Linked DNA regions of Mus musculus: region 1 is linked to region 2. The links are chromatin loops, found by intact Hi-C in ENCODE. Cell type or tissue: heart. All regions are shown on one strand. Each heading gives the region's core, and the rest is flanking DNA. Links, peaks and the distances in the headings are about the cores only. Region 1 overlaps Gm16083 (a long non-coding RNA gene). Region 2 holds the start of Rassf5 (Ras association (RalGDS/AF-6) domain family member 5).

What was found. Hi-C counts contacts between places; a loop is a spot of excess contacts. Peaks named below come from ENCODE experiments on the same cell type or tissue, not always from the same donor. Only the 100,000 strongest peaks of a DNase experiment are listed, where the experiment ranks them.
Region 1: a loop joins it to region 2, with 4 times the contacts of the local background. A loop is called at or near these places in 2 of 42 quality-filtered maps.

Annotation. Positions count from the first base shown.
Region 1 is chr1:130,542,578-130,552,750 of GRCm38, reverse strand. The region is part of intron 2 of Gm16083 (a long non-coding RNA gene); the gene reads right to left. It also overlaps a transcript of Zp3r not described here. Among named protein-coding and RNA genes, the nearest start is that of Gm16083, 33 kb to the right of the region's middle. In heart, for the core only: a CTCF peak has its summit at 4,611 (motif pointing left); DNase peaks (open chromatin) are centred at 1,810 and 4,560; H3K4me3 peaks cover 542 bases; H3K27ac peaks cover 2,014 bases.
Region 2 is chr1:131,242,091-131,252,263 of GRCm38, reverse strand. It overlaps Rassf5 (Ras association (RalGDS/AF-6) domain family member 5), which reads left to right and starts at 7,086. Exons shown (of 6, transcript NM_018750.4): 1 at 7,086-7,575. The coding sequence starts at 7,134. It overlaps Gm28913 (a long non-coding RNA gene), which reads right to left and starts at 7,174. Exons shown (of 3, transcript XR_878525.3): 1 at 6,898-7,174. In heart, for the core only: CTCF peaks have their summits at 5,642 (motif pointing right), 6,204 (motif pointing right) and 7,141; DNase peaks (open chromatin) are centred at 5,598, 6,221 and 6,973; H3K4me3 peaks cover 3,796 bases; H3K27ac peaks cover 2,920 bases; H3K27me3 peaks cover 496 bases.

The DNA of each region.
Region 1 (10,173 bases), core at 991-8,990, 700 kb after region 2:
ATATGACTAAGGGTCTAGAAATCAGACAGATCCCTGCTAAACTAGTAGGGGAAGGGGCTCTGGGAGTAGGGAGACTGACACTCTAACAGTCTACTCACTTTCTGTAGTCTCAGCTTCTCTCCAGGTTGAAAAAGGATGACACCTCAGTATCCTCACTGTCTACTGATACCCTCTACCTGTGTTCTACCTCTCCCTGGGAACAAGAAGCCCACAGCCCCTGTGTCTGTACGTTGCACCCAATCCCACTGATTCAGGGCTCTGAATACACTGGCCCTCCTTGTGAGCTGATATCTGTGTTCCATATTCATTTTCCTCTGGTGCATCAATTAGTATTTATACAAATGGAAATTAATTTTGTTATTTCTCTCATGTTTTGGCCCTCTCAACTCCTTCCCTATTCATTGCGGCTGATATTTGCAAAACTTCCCAAATGAGTGTCATCCGCAAATTAGCAAGTCATATATTTCCCTTTCAAAGCATGAAGAGGATTGGCCATGTCTACCCACCACCTCCCCCCAAAGCACACACCCCTGGGGCTACCTTATTAAAGTACACTTCACATGCACAGGTTGCTAAGCAGGTAGAGGATGGGATGGGGGTGTGGAGAAAAGAGATGGAGGAATCTTGGGGCTATAAGCTCAAGAGGAAGGCAGTGATACAGTGGAGAGGCCTCAATGCTTTCCTAGCAGGTACAAAGATCACAGTCACAGTAGTCTACGCCCAGGCCAACCTCTCTGAGCACTGCAATGTCGTCTCTGAGAAAGACTGGACTGATTCCATACAAAGGACATTGGTAAATAGGCTTTTGGGGAAAATTAGTATGTGGATAGGACAGTGACAGCTTCTCCCTGGCAGCATCTTCACATAAACTCACAGGAGTGAGATCACACCTGCACTTGCTCACAGAATAGGGAGATAGCGCTTTGCACTTAAATACTCAAGATGACTGAGTTGCATCTCCCTGATTCTATTGGGTCTGGACACAAATCCTCATCTAAAATTCTGGGGCTTGAGACTTCCTTCGTTTTTTTTTTTTTTTTTTTTTTTTTTTTGAGCATGTGCTCAGTCACATGGTTACAGTCTGTAACCATCAAGAGTTCAGCAGGCAGCAGCAGGCTGCTGTGGGAGGGGAGGGGAGGGGAGGGGAAGGAGGGGAGGGAGGGCCCAGCACCTCCTGCTAGTCTGGACCAGATTATGTAATCTTACAGTGTTGTGCCTGTGCCTGTTCGGAAGAAGCACCCAACACCTGATTTCTTCCTTTGACTATAAGGGCTTTGGATGGCCATACTTAGTCTGTGGGGTGGCCAGGGTCTTTTGTCCTCTGAAGACTCCAGATTGGAATCCCTGGGGTAGTTGAGGGATAACCCATAAGTGCATCGGGAGCACGAGAGCACGGAAAAATAGCTACAGCACTTGCTCCACACACTGATCTCAGGCTCAGAAAATCAAACCCCAGGGTTACTCTCACTTGGTGAGATCAGCTCCAGGACATTAAGGGCAGTGTTTCTTTCCACAACGTTTTGGCTTCTTAGTATCCGATCCTCCACTCTCCACAACTGTTGGCCAGACCAGTCTCTCACCCTAGGGCTGTGGCAGGTTAAAGGGCCTCCTCTACTGTGAGAGGAAAGGAGGGACTAAATAGGTTACACCAAGATTAATCTGTGAATGAAGCCAGCTTGCCGAGGAAGAGAGACAGGAGTCCTTTCCCTGCTCTGGCATCAAAGCAAGCCCAGGAAATACAAACGGAAGAGGGCAGAGGTGAGTTATAAAAGACCAGTCACCACATGGCCAGGTGCTTCCGGGGGCTTTCCTTAGCTCACTGTTCTATTTCCAGGCCTGGGAGTGCCCTTCCTATTCTTAAGAAGCTATTTCTATCCCGCGTCTAACTTAAAAGGCGTGACCTTCCTTCATCACCTCCTGGTGGCTGCCAGGATTTCACCGGATCTTGACTGTTTTCTCTTTAAACCCTAGTTGTCCTGGAGATTCCCTTTAAGTCTGTTTCCCAATTGTTTTTATTGAGGCTAAGCACACCCAAAAAGAGACTCAGCTTCCGCAGTGACCTGCAGTCTGTGCTCGCGCTTGCTCAGTGTTTTCTTTCCGTTTCAATGCTGTGTTTCTTCAGCTTCTTCTCTGCTCCCGATTCCTGGAATTCTTTCTTCAGCTTGTTCTGGATGCTGACTTCCACTGCTTTAACTCTGATTCATTCCATTGTCCAAGCTTCCTGCCTGCTTTGTTTCAACCTCAGCTTCTTCTGCTGCAGCGCTCCTCCTTGCTGACCTTCGAAGTCCGGTTCTGATTCCTTTTCCAGTTTGCGGACTTCCCCTCTGTGCCATTGGCTTTCCTATGAGGTCCTCGGGTGAGCGCATAGGCTTGCTTGTATCATTGCTGTTCACTGAACCAGTGAGCACCTTGCCTGGTGTCGTAGGACTCAATGCTCACCAATGGGAAACACAAGCTATGGCCTTTTCTCATTATGTGGGCTAATAGCACCTTCCTGCATGATGAAAGCTAAGGGCAGAAAAGAGTTTTCCAGGCTGTTCCCACCTGTTTCTCTCTGTCCTGCAACCAAACTGTGTTTGAAGAAGAAAGTGAGCCACCTCAAGGGCACCAACATCAAGCTACACAACATAGAGAAAGACACTGATGTTCACTGATAGCCACGAAAAGTGACAAAACTAATGTGCCAGAACACAATGAAGTTAAAAATTGTTTAAAGGGGGCTGGAGATGGCTCAGCGGTAAAGAGCATGCGCTGATCTTGCAGAGAACCCTGAAGGGACCCTGGCCAGCACGGCTCTGGCAGGCCTTGCCCTTCTCCCCTGTTCCCTCTGCCTTGCTAAAAACGGATAGATTACAGTCATAGCCACCAAGTTCTGTTTCCTTATTTGGCCACTTCCTCCTCCTGAGGCTGGAGGTCCAGCTATCAAAGAATTGAAGTCCACAGTCAAAAGCCCCCTTTGGCTCTCCTAATTAATGTGCCCAATAAAATATACCACATCCGCTCCATTAGTAGCCCATTCTAACACAGCCCTGCCCTTTTTGTTTTCTTTTTGTTTGTTTGCTTGCTTGTTTTTTTTTGTTTGTTTGGGGTTTGTTTGTTTGTTTGTTTGTTTGTTTCCAGACAGGGTTTCTCTGTATAGCCCTGGCTGTCCTGGAACTCACTTTGTAAACCAGGCTGGCCTTGAACTCAGAAATCCGACTGCCTCTGCCTCCTGATTGCTGGGATACGCCTGCAGGTCTTTTGTTGCTGCTTTTCTGCCTGAGTCAGAAAGCAGCCACTTTAACCCTCCCAGCGCCCCACCCCCCAACACTTAATAAAGGACTTCTCTGTGAAAACACAGGTGTTTGTGGTTTGTTTCTAATCCTGAGAAAGGGGAACCCCCTGCTGTGCATGGCCGATCTCCTAACCGATCCAGGTTCCCTTCCCAGCCCCTGGTGTCAGGTGGTTCCTAACTGCCAGTAACCCCAGCTTCAGGGATATGCGATGCTCTGGTCTCCACTTACTGTACACACGCCCACCAACCTACCTACCCACACCTATATATGAATAACTGACAACAAATCCAAATTCTTATTTTGAAATAGGAATTCAATGAAATGAGGGAAGAAGGAAAGGGAACAGTAAAGAAAACAGATGAAATACAAGGAAAAAAGAAGAGAGCAAAGTTTTGGAAAGAGAAAGCAGAAAGTTTCAAAATATTTTTAAAAACGAAAGACAAAAACAATAACTAGATTGTTTTAGTGCAAAATTAAGACAATTAAAAAAAAACACAAGACAGAGAAAGAAAGAAAGAAAGAAAGAAAGAAAGAAAGGAGAGAAAAGAAAAAAGAAAAGAAAAGAAGAGAAAGGAAGGAAGAAAGGATGGGCTGGAGAGATTGCTCAGCGGTTAAGAACATTGACTGCTCTTCCAGAGATCCTGAGTTCAATTCCCAGCAACCACATGGTGGCTAACAACCATCTGTGATGAGATTGGATGACCTCTTCTGGTGTGTCTGAAGACAGCTACAGTGAGTGTACTTATATATAATAAATATATAAATCGAGAGAGAGAGAGAGAGAGAGAGAGAGAGAGAGAGAGAGAGAGAAGAAAGAAAGAAAGAAAGAAAGAAAGAAAGAAAGAAAGAAAGAAAGAAAGAAAGAAAGAAAGAAAGAAAGAAAGAAAATCCAGTAAGGTAACTTCAAAAAGTTACAAAAGTATAGTAGAGACTAAAAGTGGAAACCAGGCACTAAAGGACTTCCCAGCAGAGAAAAGATACATAAACAAACTTAAATGGATGCGTGGCCTAGCAAAACGAAAGCACAGAAGGGCTGTAAGTACGTTAAAATGAAAATACTACCTAAAAAGCCGAAACATGGGAAGGGAAGAGAAAAACTTGACGTGTGAGAGAGGCACTTTTTGGGTTTGAAACCGGGCTACTGTTGTGCTATATCGCGAGGAGTGGGGTAAAGGAACTCAGGATTTCCCACGGTTTACACGGATGCCGAAGTTGTATGGGGCTTTTCGGTGTTACCTGGGGGAGGCGGGTGGGGGTCGGGGGTGGAAGGGAGGGCAAGCAACGCTTTAGTAGCGTCCATTCCTTGTGTTCTGGCGCACTCTGCTGGCCCAATTTAGCTTTGCAGACTGCAGCTCAATTTGTTCCTACCATACCTTTGTTTTCTATAAAGCACACTTCACCAAAACAGTAAACACAAGCCCTTAGACACAGCTTTCTATAAAATTCGATAGGACTTTCTAGAAGTCTTCCGGAGTATTCTCCATTCGGCTAAGGAGTACTACGAAGCCTGGTCAGTTAGTGGGTGGATGAGAACTGACAATCACCCCTCCACCTTGCACTCACACAGCTTGGCGCGCTCCATTGAGTTGTTGATGATTTGCATGTTGAGCCACAGGCTAAGGGTGAGGCAAGCGAGGTATTCGAAGTGGGCATCAAAACAAGGAAGGAAAGTAAAAATCCCCGGTAACCAAGATAAAGACAATTTTAGTGCACTGTTTCATCTGTTATCTTTTGACAATTTTGTACCTATAACCGTTCAGTTTCAATCCGTCATTACACTCTTATCCCACCACTGAGTCCTGTTTTGGAGCAAATCCACTCCTAGTTTGATATCTTTCTTTCTTTCTTTCTTTTTTTAAACACCATGTGAGTTTATGTTTGTTGGCATGAGTAGCGGGTTGTTTACTGGAAGGTGGGGAGTTGACCATTAGCACACCACTAAAGAAAGTAACTTCCTCCCCTGAGCAATGATTCGGCCTGCTGTCACCCAGGGTTCATAGAGCCTGAGCAGCCTTGCCCCACATGTGGGGAGATGGTGACAGTCAGATTCTTAGGTGGGTCCTGTGCAGGTGTCCACAATCCAGTGAACCAGTAAGAACGTAGCTGTGTGATCAGAAGACTCCCTTGCTAAGCATTCCTTCCCAGCCTCTGGTTACATTCTTGCTGCCCCCCTTCCACGATGCTCTCTGAGGCTTGGAGGTGGTGACACAGATGTCCTTTTTATTGCTGAGTATGTCCCAGTTGTCCGTTCACTTAATAGGTCTCTGTGTTAACCTCCACCCACAGGAAACATTTTCATAATGGATGCTGGGAACGGCCATAATCCACGTGGTTCATTGAGAAGTATGTAGAAAGCAACTTGATGCTCAATCCTTCTGCCGAACAACGGAACAACGGCAGGAGGCTCTGCCCAACCAAGTTCACTGTGCAGGCGTGGGTTTCCTGCTGGGGCTCAGGTTTCAAATCCAAAAAGTCTTTGTTACCCAGGTAATTGTTTTGTAATATTGAGTGGTGGGCATATCAGAAGCTGGGTAGGATTGTTGCTGGTTTTTCTCCACCAGCAGCTTCTAAGGCCCCTTCTAACACCATGAAAGCGAGCCAACACGGAGGAAGCTTCTAGCTCCCATTCAGCCTGCCTTCTCTACCTCCCACAACTCACACTTGAGTGTCTGGGGCAGTAAGGTCTTCTTGAGCTCTGATGAGCAACCAAGGCTACTGGCAGTAGCTTGTAATGTTTTGGGGTCCTTGGGGTTTCAGTGGCCAACAATTTATAAGAAGGTATCTTACACTTGGTAGTAATCCTTGGCTTCTGGGAAGAGTAAAGTCCACCTATGTGGTATTTCCACTTAACTTTTTAAAAATTACAATTTAAGTAAGACTTTCAAAATAGTAGAGACTTGGCATACATTCTTAGTATTGGTTAATACACACACACACACACACACACACTCACACACACACACTGCTGTCTTCTTTTGCCCATCTACCTATCACAACACAAAGTTCCTCCCTATTTACCTTTTGCTATCTCTCTCTCTGGGGGATCTTTACAAACACCAGAAGAGGCAAGGAAGTGGTCTGCACGAGCAAGAAGGGAATCTGGCTGAACACGACTTAGTTAGGCAGTGCTGGTTCACACTTCTAGAGTCTGACACCAGGCAGTTTATTTTAGCCATGTTTTAAGCACAGAACAACTTCAGAGGCAGGGGAAGTTTCCTGATGATAATTAACTCAATCCCTTCTGTACAGCAAAGCTTCAGACATGTTTACATTGAAATTCTTTACAAAATACGTATGACTTCTTCCATAAAGATGGCTTCTGTTGACTCAGAAACAAGGCTCAAGATAAGACTCTAAGGAAGATGACTTGGATAAACTTAACGCCCCTGGGAGTCAGGATTGACCTGGCCTAAGATAACTCTGTAGCCATCTCTCAGAAGGGTGAATAGAACCTATTGACTGAGAGACAATGCTCAAGACATAGGTAGAGAGAGTCTGGGATAAACATAGTCTGGAGGATTCAGGAGAAGCCTGGCCCTACAGATAACAAAAGATTCTACAGATAACTAACTACATTCATTCCCAGCTTTCCAGGTGGAAAATAGGTAAACATCTCCTTCCTTTGAAGCCTGCATGTTAACCTGCCTGTTTTCCCCAGTGCTTATCTGTGTGCTCAAGGATCTTGAACTCTCTTAGTCACCCCTCCTTTAAGGGAATTTCCCCACCTCATCTAATGGCTCCTTTCTATCTTCCTCCACTTGATTGGAGTCTCTGGTTCAAACAAAACAAAACAAAACAAAAAAACCAAAAACAAACAAGCAAACAAAAACCAGAAAAACTAGCCTTAGGAGTCCCATCTAGGATTGGCATAGTTGGAGGGGATGTGTGACATTTGTCTAGCTGGGCCCAGTCACCTCCTTCAGAATAACTTTCGCTGCTTCCTTCCGTTGACCACTGATTTGTATATTTCATAACTTCAATTTTCTTTAAAGCTGAATAAAATCCCATCAAATATAAGAGTTCATGACTCACCAAAGAATGACTCCCTTGACGTAAATACTAGGTAAACGCAAAGAGTGTTTTATTCTGCAGAAGTCCAGAATGCTGGGGTCTCCTCATTGCCAAGATAGAGAGATACCCAAATGAGCTTGCAGGCCCCATTTAAAGCACATTGGAATTCCGGGTAGGTGAGCTTTATCTTACTCTACTCTAGGCATTCTGAAACCATTATCAAGGTGTGAAGGCTGGAAATTGTTGCTGAGGAATTAGCTGAGGAAGTCTGGAAACTGCTGCTGACCCACTGTCCTTGCCTCTAAAAGCCAGGTGGTGGGCAGCCTCTGAAAGCAGGGCAGTTTCTGACTAGCTTTTCGTTTTCATTTTGTGTTTGTTTGCTTTGGTTTTTTGTTTGTTTGTTTTGGTTTTGGTTGTCTTTTTTCCTAGTAACTGACTTGCCTGGGTTTAGGCCTAGTCGCCTAAATTGCTGATTTGAAGCCTGTCATGGAATATGCCTGGCCTTCTCACATGTAGATGTATGGACTTTTTATCACCTATTCATCTGTTAATGGGCACTGTGGTGATTCCACTCCCTAGCTACTGTGATCAGAGCCTCAGTGGGCACAGATGTGCAAGTATCTGTAGTGCAGATAGTATTGGTGGTATAAGCCCAAGAATGGAATATGTGGGTCATGGAAGAGCAAATCTCTTTTTAACTCTGAGGCAACTCCACACTGACTAGTTTGTACTCCAGCTAACAGTGAATAAGGGCTCCTCATCTGCCATATTTAAGACAGATGGAATCTCAAAGTGGTTTTAATTTGACTTTTTCTGGTGGTTAAGAATTTACCACATACTTTTACTTTCAACATATTTATCAAACATTGTATTTCTTCTCTGTTCTATCCCACAGCTCAGTTTTAAATTGAGATATATATATATATATATATATATATATATATATATATATATATATGCCAATATTTTCTCACATTCTCTATGTTCTTCACTGGATTGATAAAACTATCAATTCTTGGCTTTGAAGGAGTTTTTTGTTGTTGTTGTTTTTCTGTTTTGTCGTTGTTGATGTTGTTTGTTTTTTTTAATTTCATGAGGTCCCACTTATTAATTGTTCTCTTTATTTCCTAAGTAATTGGTATCTTGTTTAGAAGTTCCTTACCTATACCTAGATTGGAGGGCACTCCGTATTTTTCCCCCTCAAATAGCTTCAGAGTTTCATGTCTAATGTTGAGGGTTCTTGATCCATTCAAAGTTAGTTCTTGCTCCCATGCTCGATTTGCTCTACAAAGGGATATCCATGTTGCTAGCACTATTTGTTCATGACATTACCTTTCCTCCAGTGACTGTTTGTGGTGTTTTGACAAAAACCAGGTGGCTGTGATTGTGTGGACTTGTATCTAGCTTGTATGGTCTATGCATTAATGTACCTGCTTGTTTTTAGCCGACACCATCCTGTTTTTATAACTCTGCTACACAACTTGAATCAGATATGTGGTGTCTCCTCTGTTCAGTATTGCTCTGGCTATTTGAAGTCTTGATGTTGCTCTAAATCCACAGATTACCTTTGGTATGATGGCCATTTTCACAACATTATTCCTACCAGTCCATGAACATGGGGTTGGGAAGGGTTTTTCCAATTTCTACTGTCTTTTTCAGTTTCTTTCTAAAGTGTCTTAACACTTTCATTGTCAAGTTTTACTTCTGTAGTAGATATATCCCAAGGTGTTTTTGTAAGGCTATTGTGGATGGAATTGCTTCCCTCATTTCTTCCCCTGCATGTCTGAAATTACTCTGTGGAAAGGCTCTTTCCTTCTGTCTTTGGTATACAGGAAAGCTCTTGCTTCTCTGTGTTAGTACTGTATGCTGCCACTTTGCTGAAAGTCACCGTTGGTTCTGTAACTTTTCTGGTGGAGTTTTTAGGGTATTTTCTGTGAATCATGGTGTCTGCAAATAAAGATTATTTGATTTCTTTCTTTCCCATTTGCCTTCTCTTTATCCCCTTCTCTTGTTTAATGGTTCTAGCTAAGACTTTAAGCACTATATTGAATAGGAACAGAGCAAGTAGCTACCCTTGTCTTGCTCTTGACCTTAGTGAAAATAGTGAAGATTTTTCCTCCATCTAGCATGGTGCTGGCTTTAGATTTATCACATAAAGCTTTATTATTAAAAACAAAAAACCAAGCAGTCATTAATATTCTAGTACCTGACAAAACCAATTGCAACCCAAAACTAATAATTAAAGAGAGCCCTTTCATTCTGATCAGAGAAACAATTAGCAAAAAGGACATTACAATTCTCAACATCTATACATTGCATAAAACTAGACCCTGTTTCTCAACACACTCAAAAATCATCTCCAAATGTATCCAAGATCTCATTGTAAAACTTAAAAGTTGAAAGCACTAAATGAGAATGCAGGGAGTGTCGACAACATACAGAGGATGAGGGCTTTGTAAATAGCACTCCAATTACTAACAAACTAACTCCAACGATTTACAAGTAAAACTAAGAAATCTTCGGTCCAGCAAAGCAAACAAAGAAGAAATATATGTCCAGTATCATTAGTCATCACGTAAAAGCAACTTAAAGGTGCTTTGAGATTCTGCCCCACCCCAGTCAGGATAGTTACGATCAAGAAATCAGGTGACAATAAATCCTGGCAAAGATGTTAGGAACAAAGAGTCCCGCTCATTGTTGGTGGGTGTGAAAACTGGTTTGGTCACTATGAAAATCAGTATGGCACCTCCTCAAAAACTTAGACATAGATTACCATAGGAGCCAGCTATGCCATTGCTGAGCATACACCCAGAGGGCTCTTATATTCTACTACATGGATGAGGTACTACTTGGATGTTGCTCATCCACATTCGTTGCTGCTCTCTTC
Region 2 (10,173 bases), core at 1,287-9,286:
GCTGGGGACGAGACTAAAGCTTCCATCCACGCCTTGGTGCTGTAGAGCTGTGTAGACTCCACAGTTTGCTCTTGGAGACTGGTATCTGGTTAGAAATAAAATTCCAGGGCCCCACCCAGCATCTGAATCTAAACAGCAAGGGAGGTGTGTGGGCCAGGAATCTACATTAGTGGTGTAAGTCCTTGGTGAGGCAGAGTTTAGGATAACCCATGAATGGCCCCTGGACTTGGCAGCTCCCCCTGCCCCTCCCGGACAGCTGAATCTAGGGAAGCCCAAGTAAGGCAGGATGGACCTCAATGGCCTGGCCATCCTGCAGTTTCTGCCTTTGGCGTTTGCATGGCCCATCTCTACAGCACTGATTCTTGGAAAGCCCTTCTTACATACTTCAACAATTTCCTGCCTGATTTTAAAGTTAAGGATTTGGTTGTTTGTTTATTTTGAGATGGAATCTGTATAGCCCAGATCAGACTATAACTCACCATGTCACCAGGCAGGAAGGATTCTGAGTGGGTGTCTTAGTTGTCCTACTGTTGTGAAGAGACACCATAACCAAGGCAACCCTTAAAGGGAAGCATTTAGTTGAGGGACTTGCTTGCAGTTTCAGAGGGTTAGTCCGTTATCATCGTAGTGGGGAGCATGGTGACAAGCATAATGCTGAAGAAGGACAGGGATAGAAGAGGAGACAGACAGACAGACAGACATATTGGGTCTGGTATGGGCTTTTGAGACCTCCAAGCCCACCCCATCCCCAGTGATACACCTCCTCCAACTAGGCTACACCTCCCAATTCTTCCCAACAAACATAGGAGCCTCTGGCGGCCATTCTCACTCAAACCACCACAGTGGGCAACCCTCGTGAAAGGCTAAGGTTTGGATCAGGGTGACCCAAAGGTACTTGATGCTCCTAGGCTGACAAGTCAGAACAACTGCCTTTTAGAGCCTTGGTTTTTCCATACCTCCCTCACCAGAGGGAGGGAGGGGGAAGGAAAGAGGAAGAAGGGAGGGAAGGAGGGTGAGAGATGGAGAGGAACGAGAGTGGCCAGAGAGAAAGAGAGGGAGAAACACTGAGGGGGACAGAAATGAGGGCATCAGAGATAGAAAAAGTGGCAGCGGTGGGCAGAGTGGGGCTGAGGTCGGGTAAAGACAGCCCATGATGTCATCCAAGCCCCTCCATGCTTGTTAATCTGCCCTAACCCCAGGCTGAGGCTAGCTGCCACCATACCAGGCCCCAGAGCCTGGAATATAAGTGCCTGTGGCTTGCAGTCTCCCCTTTGGCTGAAGGATAAAAGCTGCTGACGAGTATGTCTGGAATATCTGACTTTTTCCAGGGCAGGGGAAAAAGTGTGTGTGTGCACACAAGCCAGCCCATCACAAGCCTGGCTGCTGCCTGGGGTGGAAAGACTGCCTATCTGACAATACGCAGATGGAGGAGTCACCATGAACCTGCTGCCCCAGCCTAACAACACTTTTCAGAGCACGCACACACACACACACACACACACACACACACACACACACACTTTTGTCCCTAAGTACTGTCAAGGGCAGAGAAAACTCCCTGGGGAGCAGAAGCATTTGGTGACAGGGTTGATGGAAGAGGAGAACCCATCCTGCACCACTACAAACTGTCCTGTGACCTCTGCTCATACACAAAATAAGCAGAGAACTTTTTAAAGTCATGCCTGAGAATGCACAATGGCGCTTATCCAGGCCCCCTCTCTGGCCCATCCGAAGCATCTGGATGCAGCAAATTCACCGCAGTGCTCAGCGCCGTGAAGGATTTGCTCATACTGCTAAGTCCCCTCCTCTTTACCCATAGCCCTGAAGGTCTCAGGGTGCCTTCCTTCCGATATCCCTAGAGCATCATTTCGTGGCTTAGAAAACATGCCTTGGACCAGACGTTGGTTATGAGCCTACAACTGTGCTCATTCTATTGGACCCAGCACCTCCTATTTGCCCTGCAGAGAGAAGAGGGTCAGAAAGAGCAACAAGACCCAAGGGAGGGGGCAAATCAAAGGTCACCTGCAACTCCCATTAGGAGGGTGGAGATAGTAGGGATACAGATAAGAGTGATGGGTGACCCTGGGATGACCCTGGGGTGCAGGACCTGACACCTGGACCTCACCAAGGAAATAGAGTCATATGGGAAGAACACTGGATACGGATTCTGACTCTTCACTGTGCACTTGTATTCACACCAGTTTTATTCACCAGCCCTTCCCATCCCAGCAGGCAGTGCAAAGACCAATACATAGGTTTGAATGGTCTGGAATCCAGGCTAGGAGCTCTGTGTCAGTCACATGATCCCGTGCCTCTGGTTTCTAATCTATAAAGTAGGGACGCTGGCCATTTTGCATTTTACCAGAGACCCTCACAGATTTACTGTTCTCTAGCAATGTGAGGTGTCACCCCCCCACACACACACACCTGCCACTGAAAGTTGCAAGAGACCCCCCTTCTCGTGGAGACTGAGCCTTCTGTGTAGTGCGTAGCCTAAGCAGGAAGAAGAAGGCCTTAGGCATCTCCCTCAAATTTTGTACAAGGATCACACAGTCTTACCTTCCACGGCTTCAGACCCATTTTCTGTGCTTCATGTGTCATATTAATCAAAATCTCTTATAAAATATAAGCCAGTCGTCAGACATCATGCTGGTAGGGTGTGAGAATGTTTGGGCACATTTGTATTCATAGATTTGGGGAATGCTTAGAGACTGGCGCATCTGCTGCCTGGAACATTATTGCTCACAGACACGGGCTTTTCTCCATTTAACTCTGTTTAGATAAATCTAGGAAAGAGCCTGGCTGTCTAATCCAGTAGTTCTCAACCTGTGGGTCGTGACCCCCAAAGACCACTGGGAAAATGTAAGTGTTTACATTATGATCTATGACAGTAGCAAATTACGGTTATGACATAGCAACAAGGATAATTTTGTGTCTGGGGATCACCACAGCATGAAGAACTGTATGAAGGGGTCTCAGCATTAGGAGGGTTGAGACCCAGTGGGCTAATCTGATACAAAACCGCCTCACCGTCTGTCTCCTAAAAATGCTGCATTTGTTTTCAAAACCACTCAAGTCCTGGTATACAGGCATCCCACCTATGGCTTATTGTGTGCCTCTCCCACTAGAGAGCAAGCTTGATGACTGTGTGTCTCTGCCAGACCTCCAGTGCCTGAACAAGCACCTAATACGCAGTGGATCTTAGAGGAGTACCTGGCTTAAGAAATTAATAACCGCTCTGTGTCCCTGAGGACTGCAGAGGCTATCAGTGCCGATGGTCAGCTACCCCACCCCGGCTCTTCTCCGACTCTGAGCTCACAGTGAGGAGTTGCTGCCGGCTCTCCCTGTGTAGGATGGTCTGTGACCTGTGAATGGAAGCGACCAAGATTTTTAAGCTCCAGTGAGGATCAGCAGGGATTTCTCCATTTCCTCCTGGCACAGTGACTGGCCGTATTAGATATGGTGTCTGGGATCTGCAGGAGTCCTGAGAGACTCTTGCGAGTGCTTGTCGTCCTGTACATGGGGCATAAGTGAGAAAGAGGTCTCTGTTGTCTGATGCACTGAGATATGGGGCTGCATTTGCAACATCACTTATCCTGACTGACATAGTAATCCTATGTGTGACTACCAATATCCCCAGAGCTTCCGAAAACCTTCAGAGACTTTAAGCAGCTTCAAATGCTTCAGAGTCAGATAAAAGCAAAGCTTGCTTTCCCCCTTGGAAAATCAGGCTATGTCTGTCTTCTCCTTCTCTTTCTTGCTAGGGGCTGGGGTTGGGGGAGAGGTTAGGGGAGAGGTTGGGGGACAGTCTTGAAATAACTCACCCAACAGGGGAAATAACATGTTATCGGACCACCTCTGAAGCAGCCTTGACCATACTCCTTCCCCTTGGTCACAAATAAAAGCAACATGTCCTCTCTCCTGGAATGAGTCACAGCTGGGAAAAGTGACCCACCCCACACTGAGCCAAGATGATCTGCTAAGGAGCAAAGCAAAACAAGCAAAACAAAACCTCCCAGTAGATGTTCCAGCAGATGTGGTGAGACCTCGAAGCCTGGTGACCAAGGACAAAGTCAAAGATGCCGCTGGCCCGGCACCCATCACCCCAGGTGATGTCTCTCTACCTGAACTACAGGGGTTTGAGTGATTTGGTGATTTTTTTCCCCACTTCTTCCCTGGAGGAGGAGTGTGTGTGTGTGTGTGTGTGTGTGTGTGTGTGTGTGTGTGTATTGGAAGGAGAAGGAGATGTTCTATCATGGGACATGGGAGGGGACTGGATTGGAAAAGATTAAAGAGGTGAGTCCCATACCTATTGAGGTTGGGGGATAGTTACTCCCCCACCCTGAACTTTTTTTTTTGTCTCAGAGAGATGGATCTTAAGATAAAGTTGAGAAAGTTTTGGGTGGGTCACATGACATGGCATTATACTATCTCCATCCACATCATCTGTGTTCATCCCAGGAGCTCTGGCTCCATGTCATTTCCCCATCAGCTCTGGAAGCAGCCATCACTGCTCCATCAAATCAGAGCCACAGGAAAACCAAACCAGAGTGTCTTCTATGTAGCCCCATGCTGGGGATGCTGCACACCTAACTGTCCCAGCCAGCCTCAGTCTATGACAGTTGACACTGGTGTCCTCACAGGAGCCTTCTCAGCCAGGGAATCGAAGTCAGCCACAAACGACAGACCCTTGGAATGCTTGGGCGAGGGAAGGACAGAGATGATGGCTGTTGGCTATTATTCATAAATAGTGTCTCAGAACTGGCCTCCCAGGGCTGTGTGTTACCAGAATCCTGTTACTTACACACCAAACCATCACCCCACACTCAAGCTGGTCTCTGTCCCCGGTCGTACCCAAAAGATGGCACCCCTGAGAGGTACAAGTTTCCAACCTTGTGAAGATGAATAGACACAGGGTAGAAACAAAGCAAACTTTTACATGCAATACAGGTTTCTGCAAGAAGCCAGAGAGCTGCTTGCAGATACCCTAGAGAGGAGGAGGAAAAGAGTATAAAGCCAGGCTGCACTTCCCCCATCACACTTTGGGAGAAAGTGCCAAGGAAGAGTTCCTGCTGGGCTCTCTCAGTTACAAGGAACCCAGCTCTGGAACAGGCAGGTCCTTTCCCTCCACTCTGCTATGGCTCTAGAGCAATAGTTCTCACAGTGGACCATCAGCACAAATGCTACTATGGGAACATGCTAGAAATACAAGTCTAGCATCCTAGCCCAGACTTACTGACACAGGAACTTGCCAGCAAGCTGTGATTTTAAAAGCCCTCTAGGGTTGGCTGGCCTCCAAAGCTTGGAGCACGGATGTAAAGAGAGCAAGAGGAAGGGTGGAGGGGCAGAGTGGTGGCCTCTGTGCCCACCGCCTTATCATAACTTTATCAGTTTGGAGTCCTTCTTTCCACTCCCCAGAAACCAGTGAATAAAACGAGGCCCAGAGACCAGGAACTTTTCCTCTGCCACCCACTTGAAAGGAGCAGGATTCTGATTACCACCACTTGGGGGAGGGGTGCGGGGGTGGGGGTGGGGAGAGAGGCTGTGGAGCAGGGAAGGCTGGGGATTCCCTGGTCACTGGACTTTTAGCCATTGCCTAAATTTACCTTCGAGAGGAAAAGTGAAAGTGAGGATTCCCCAGCCAGACACTAGGGGGAGACCCATCACTAGCCGGGAAAGAACCCTGGAGATTAAAATGTAGGCGAATTTATAGACAATTCCAGGTCTGGTTTCAGAATCCCCACACATTCTATACATACATTATTGCTCCCAATACTCTAACCTGAGGGTTCTCATCCCTTTTATAAGGTAGCTTGTGTGCAGAGAGAACCTATGCATTTTAACCCCGCCTATATTAAACACCGGTACTGTGAAAGTGTATATGAATCATTGCTATCCAGTATTATTTAATAAGTAAGGAGAAAGAGTGTGTACATGTTCACTATAGACATGCCCCTCCCCCAATATTTCTACCAGTGGTTTGTTGAGACCCAAAATACAGAATTTTTGAATTTGGTGCAGTGACTCTATTCCCATAGTTGCTTGCTGGTGGCTGCCACTAAATCAATCAAACCTGTAATTTAAGGGGGGCAGGGGGAGGCGGGAATGTGAGCTAGGCCTAAGTCAGAACCGCAGAACTGGAAAGAGCAAAGGCGCCTGCAGCTACAAAACCAGCCTGTAGAGGGCCCAGGACCCTTGCTAGCCTACGACCGACCGACCGGGCACAGGTTCGAAAATCCACAGTCCCACCTGTTCTCTATCCCTTGAGACGGCACTGTGGACAGGCCCACTAGTTATTACCATTACATAATTTTCAAGACCCAGTGCAAAAAGAATAGGCCGGGTTAAGAATTAGGATTTTCAAGATGGTGGCGACATAACCTTAAGCCAGACAGGAACCTATGGCGCACCCCTTGGTGCTGGTAGGATGCGGACTTCTCCACCCTGCGCCCCTGCTCAGGTGGACCTTCCATACCAAAGGAGGTGTGTAAGGGATTGGCATTCATTTCCGCAGTGATTACTCCAGCAACTAAGGGGGGAGGGGCGTAATTCGGGAGGAAAGTTCCTGTCCACCCATGGGGCACAGAGAGGTCTCTCATGATCACCGGATCACCAAGGATCACCAGTCACTCTAATCCCAGTCTTCGGGGAGGGGCAGTCTATGTAGCAGAGGTGAGAAGGGAGAGAGCTGATGTAGCCAGCTTCCCACGGGCAGCTCGGAGAATCCGCGGGCCGCCTTACTGACAGCGGCGGGCTAGCTCCTGTCCCGGGGCCACACCAGGTTGCCAAAGCCCTGCCTTCCCACCTGCTCCCCGCCCCGCCGGTGTTAGGGCGCCCTGGGAGACGCCCAGAGGGGACGGGGCAGAGCTGAAGACAGGCGCAGGAGCCGGCGCCTACCGAGCTCGCGAAGCCTCTCGGGTGCTCGGACCTTCACCACCGCCTAGTCGCCGAGTCACTCCTAAATCCACGCGGCTCCGACCCGCAGTCACGCGTGTTGCCCTTCCGGCCTCTCGGTGGGCTCCGCCCCGCCCCGCCCCGCCCGCGGGCTGCGGGCCCTTTAAAAGCGCGCTCGACCGGAGCCGCCCCTTCTGTTGGCCAGGCTCGGTAGCTGCCGCCGCCTGCGGGCCTTGGCCATGGCTTCCCCGGCCATCGGGCAACGTCCCTACCCGCTGCTCCTAGATCCCGAGCCGCCGCGGTATCTGCAGAGTCTGGGTGGCACCGAGCCGCCACCTCCCGCCCGGCCGCGCCGCTGCATCCCCACGGCCCTGATCCCCGCGGCCGGGGCGTCAGAGGATCGCGGTGGCAGGAGGAGTGGCCGGAGGGACCCCGAACCCACGCCCCGAGACTGCCGACACGCTCGCCCTGTCCGGCCCGGTCTGCAGCCGAGACTGCGGCTGCGACCTGGGTCACACCGACCCCGCGACGTGAGGAGCATCTTCGAGCAGCCGCAGGATCCCCGCGTCTTGGCCGAGAGAGGCGAGGGGCACCGTTTCGTGGAACTGGCGCTGCGGGGCGGTCCGGGCTGGTGTGACCTGTGCGGACGAGAGGTGCTGCGGCAGGCGCTGCGCTGCGCTAGTGAGTGAGGGCGGGGAAGGTGCGCGAGGTGAAGGGCTCTGAGCCCGGGAGAGGAGGCCATTGCCTTTTGTGGCCAGTCCGAACTTTTAGGCAGGTTACCTTTGGAGACAGCTGCTGTCACTGCCTGGCATCCTTTAATGGCTGCCCACTGACCAGAGGTAGTTGTATGTGTACAGTTACGTATCCTCAGACGGGTTTGAGCCTTCTCCCCCGTGCGCGTAAACAAGCTTGTTTGTAGGTTGGGACTGATGGCTCTCCACAAGGTCATTGTGTCTTACGCACACCCTCTTCTTCCTTTAGTTGTGAGTTTTAAAAATGAGGTAGTGATATTGACAACGAAGTGAGTATTTGACACTTATTAGGGTTAATGGGGAGATGACTCGGTGGTCACCTCAGGTTCTCTCAGGCTCTTCCTCCTAGGGAGCTGTTGGCATGGGAAGCCTGGTTAGGCTTTGAATGGAAGCAGGCTGTGAGGCTGAAAGATGCCAAGGTCACCTGCACCTGAGGCCTCCTCAGCCCTCCACACCTGGCTCAACGCTCTATACTCTGCTCCAGTGTGTGACTGTGCCTCGTGGCCTCCTCTTCCTCCTCCTGTCCCCCTGCACCCGCCTTCCAGCCCTAAAATCACTAAGCTCCCCGCCAGTTCCTTCCTTCCACAAGGCATCCCCACTGGCCTGCTGGCTTCTCCCAATCTTACTGTAACACTGGGCACCAGTATAGAGAGTTTCTGAGCAAGTCTGCGCTCTTTTTAGGGCTTATCATTACCTCTCGCCAATGGTGAGTCTGTATCCCTGTATAAGTCTCCTCCCCACCAACCCAGGGATCTGCTGTTGCCAGAGGATACTCATACCCGTGTGTTTACGTAGCTCCTTTGAACATATGAAGCACGCAGTGCAATGACAGCTTCCGGCAATCATCTGTGGACATGGATTACAGTCACATCTTTTGGTAAAGGGCCATCCTCTGTTGCCTCCTTCAGACTGCAACACTGGACAGCAGCAGCTAGCACTACTACCCTCACTCTAGCCCATAACAGCTCCCCCTCAGCCGCTCCAGAATATGTGAAAGGAAAAAGGGGGACTATTCTTCCTACCATGAGCATCCCCCATACAGGTGCCTGTTAAGGAGAAGGCTGGGCATGTAGAGTCCTGTGCACGGGCTGCTGTTCCTTGTAAATGCTGCTGACCTGCAGACGAATCCAGTGCAACTTACCTCTGGGCCCGCTGCTAGCTTTATCTCCCTCCGTGTTCCTGAGTGCTTTGCAGTACCCACTAGCCCTGGACACAGAGGATGAGGCAGTGGATTCACTGTTATGGATCTACTAAGGCTCAAATTCCAGAAGCTGCACTGTCTGTGAGAATATGCTTGTTGCAATTCCCGCTTGTTTAGACTTTGAGGGACTGTCAGCTTTACTCTGAGTTTGTGATATTCTTCTGGTTAGCAATGATGCTGTGTTGGCAGGATTCTGTGGGTATCTGTGCAGTACTCCATGACGAAATGAGCATCCTCATACCACATGAGAGTTGTTTATTTCCCTTGCTCCGTCCCTAAATAGTTTCCAGCACTTGGGAAATAGTGTCCTCCCTGCCGTTTCCTTCCACAAGGCATCCCCACTGGCCTGCGACTTGCTGAGGTCCTTTCACTTTCTTGGGTTCCTGTGGCCCCTGAGTAGTCGATTTCCTACCAGCCAGAGATGCCTGAACACCAAAGAGGCAGCAGAACTGAAGTCAGGAAGGCCACAGAAAGGAATCTCTGTTTGTTTGGTTTTTTTTAATATTTAACTAACCGTGAGTGTTCGGCTGACCAAGAGAAAGTTGAGACAGTTTTGGTGTGCAGGACAGACTCACCAGACATCTGGTGCTAAGCTGAGGTCTGGCTCTCTGAGAGGGTTTATTTGTTTTATTTTCATTTTTGAAAAGCATGGGTCAGAAAAGGATGTTTTAAAAGGTAATCCTGGAGCTGGGAAGAGGGGGGCAACTCAGTTGGCAAAGCAAGCATGAGGACCTGAACTGGATCCTTAGAACCCACATTTAAAATAAATAAATAAATAAAAGCAGGCATGGTAGCACATGCTTGTAACCTCAGTGCTGGACGGTGAGTGGAGACCGGCAGAGTCCTGTCTGGCCCTCACTGGCCAACCCTAGCTACTCGTACACATAGACACAGGCACACACGCACACCTCAAACTAGAACCAAAGTCCCGGCTTTGAATCCGAAATGTCACTTAGTCTCTGTGTGACCCCATGAATCTCTGTGTTGCCCTCACTTGTCTTTAAGAAGCGTGGATAATGATCTTATCTACAGCATCGTGTTAATGTGGGGATTCAGTGTAGTAATCATATACGTGTACGTTGATTAGAAAAGTGCCTGGCAGGGTACACAATGAACGTCCAATTAGATATAAGTGTGACCATTGTCTCCTCCCATTTAAGACCATTAATGGCTACCTGGGGCTCACTCTGCCACATAGCATAAGCATGGGGTACGGTTTTCAAGCTTTGTTTGGTGGTGGAGTTGGAAGCAGGAAGCGGATAGTATATCTTGGGAGTTTAGGTATGAAGTGTCCTCTAGACATGGCATCCCTGCCTAGCGCCTCAG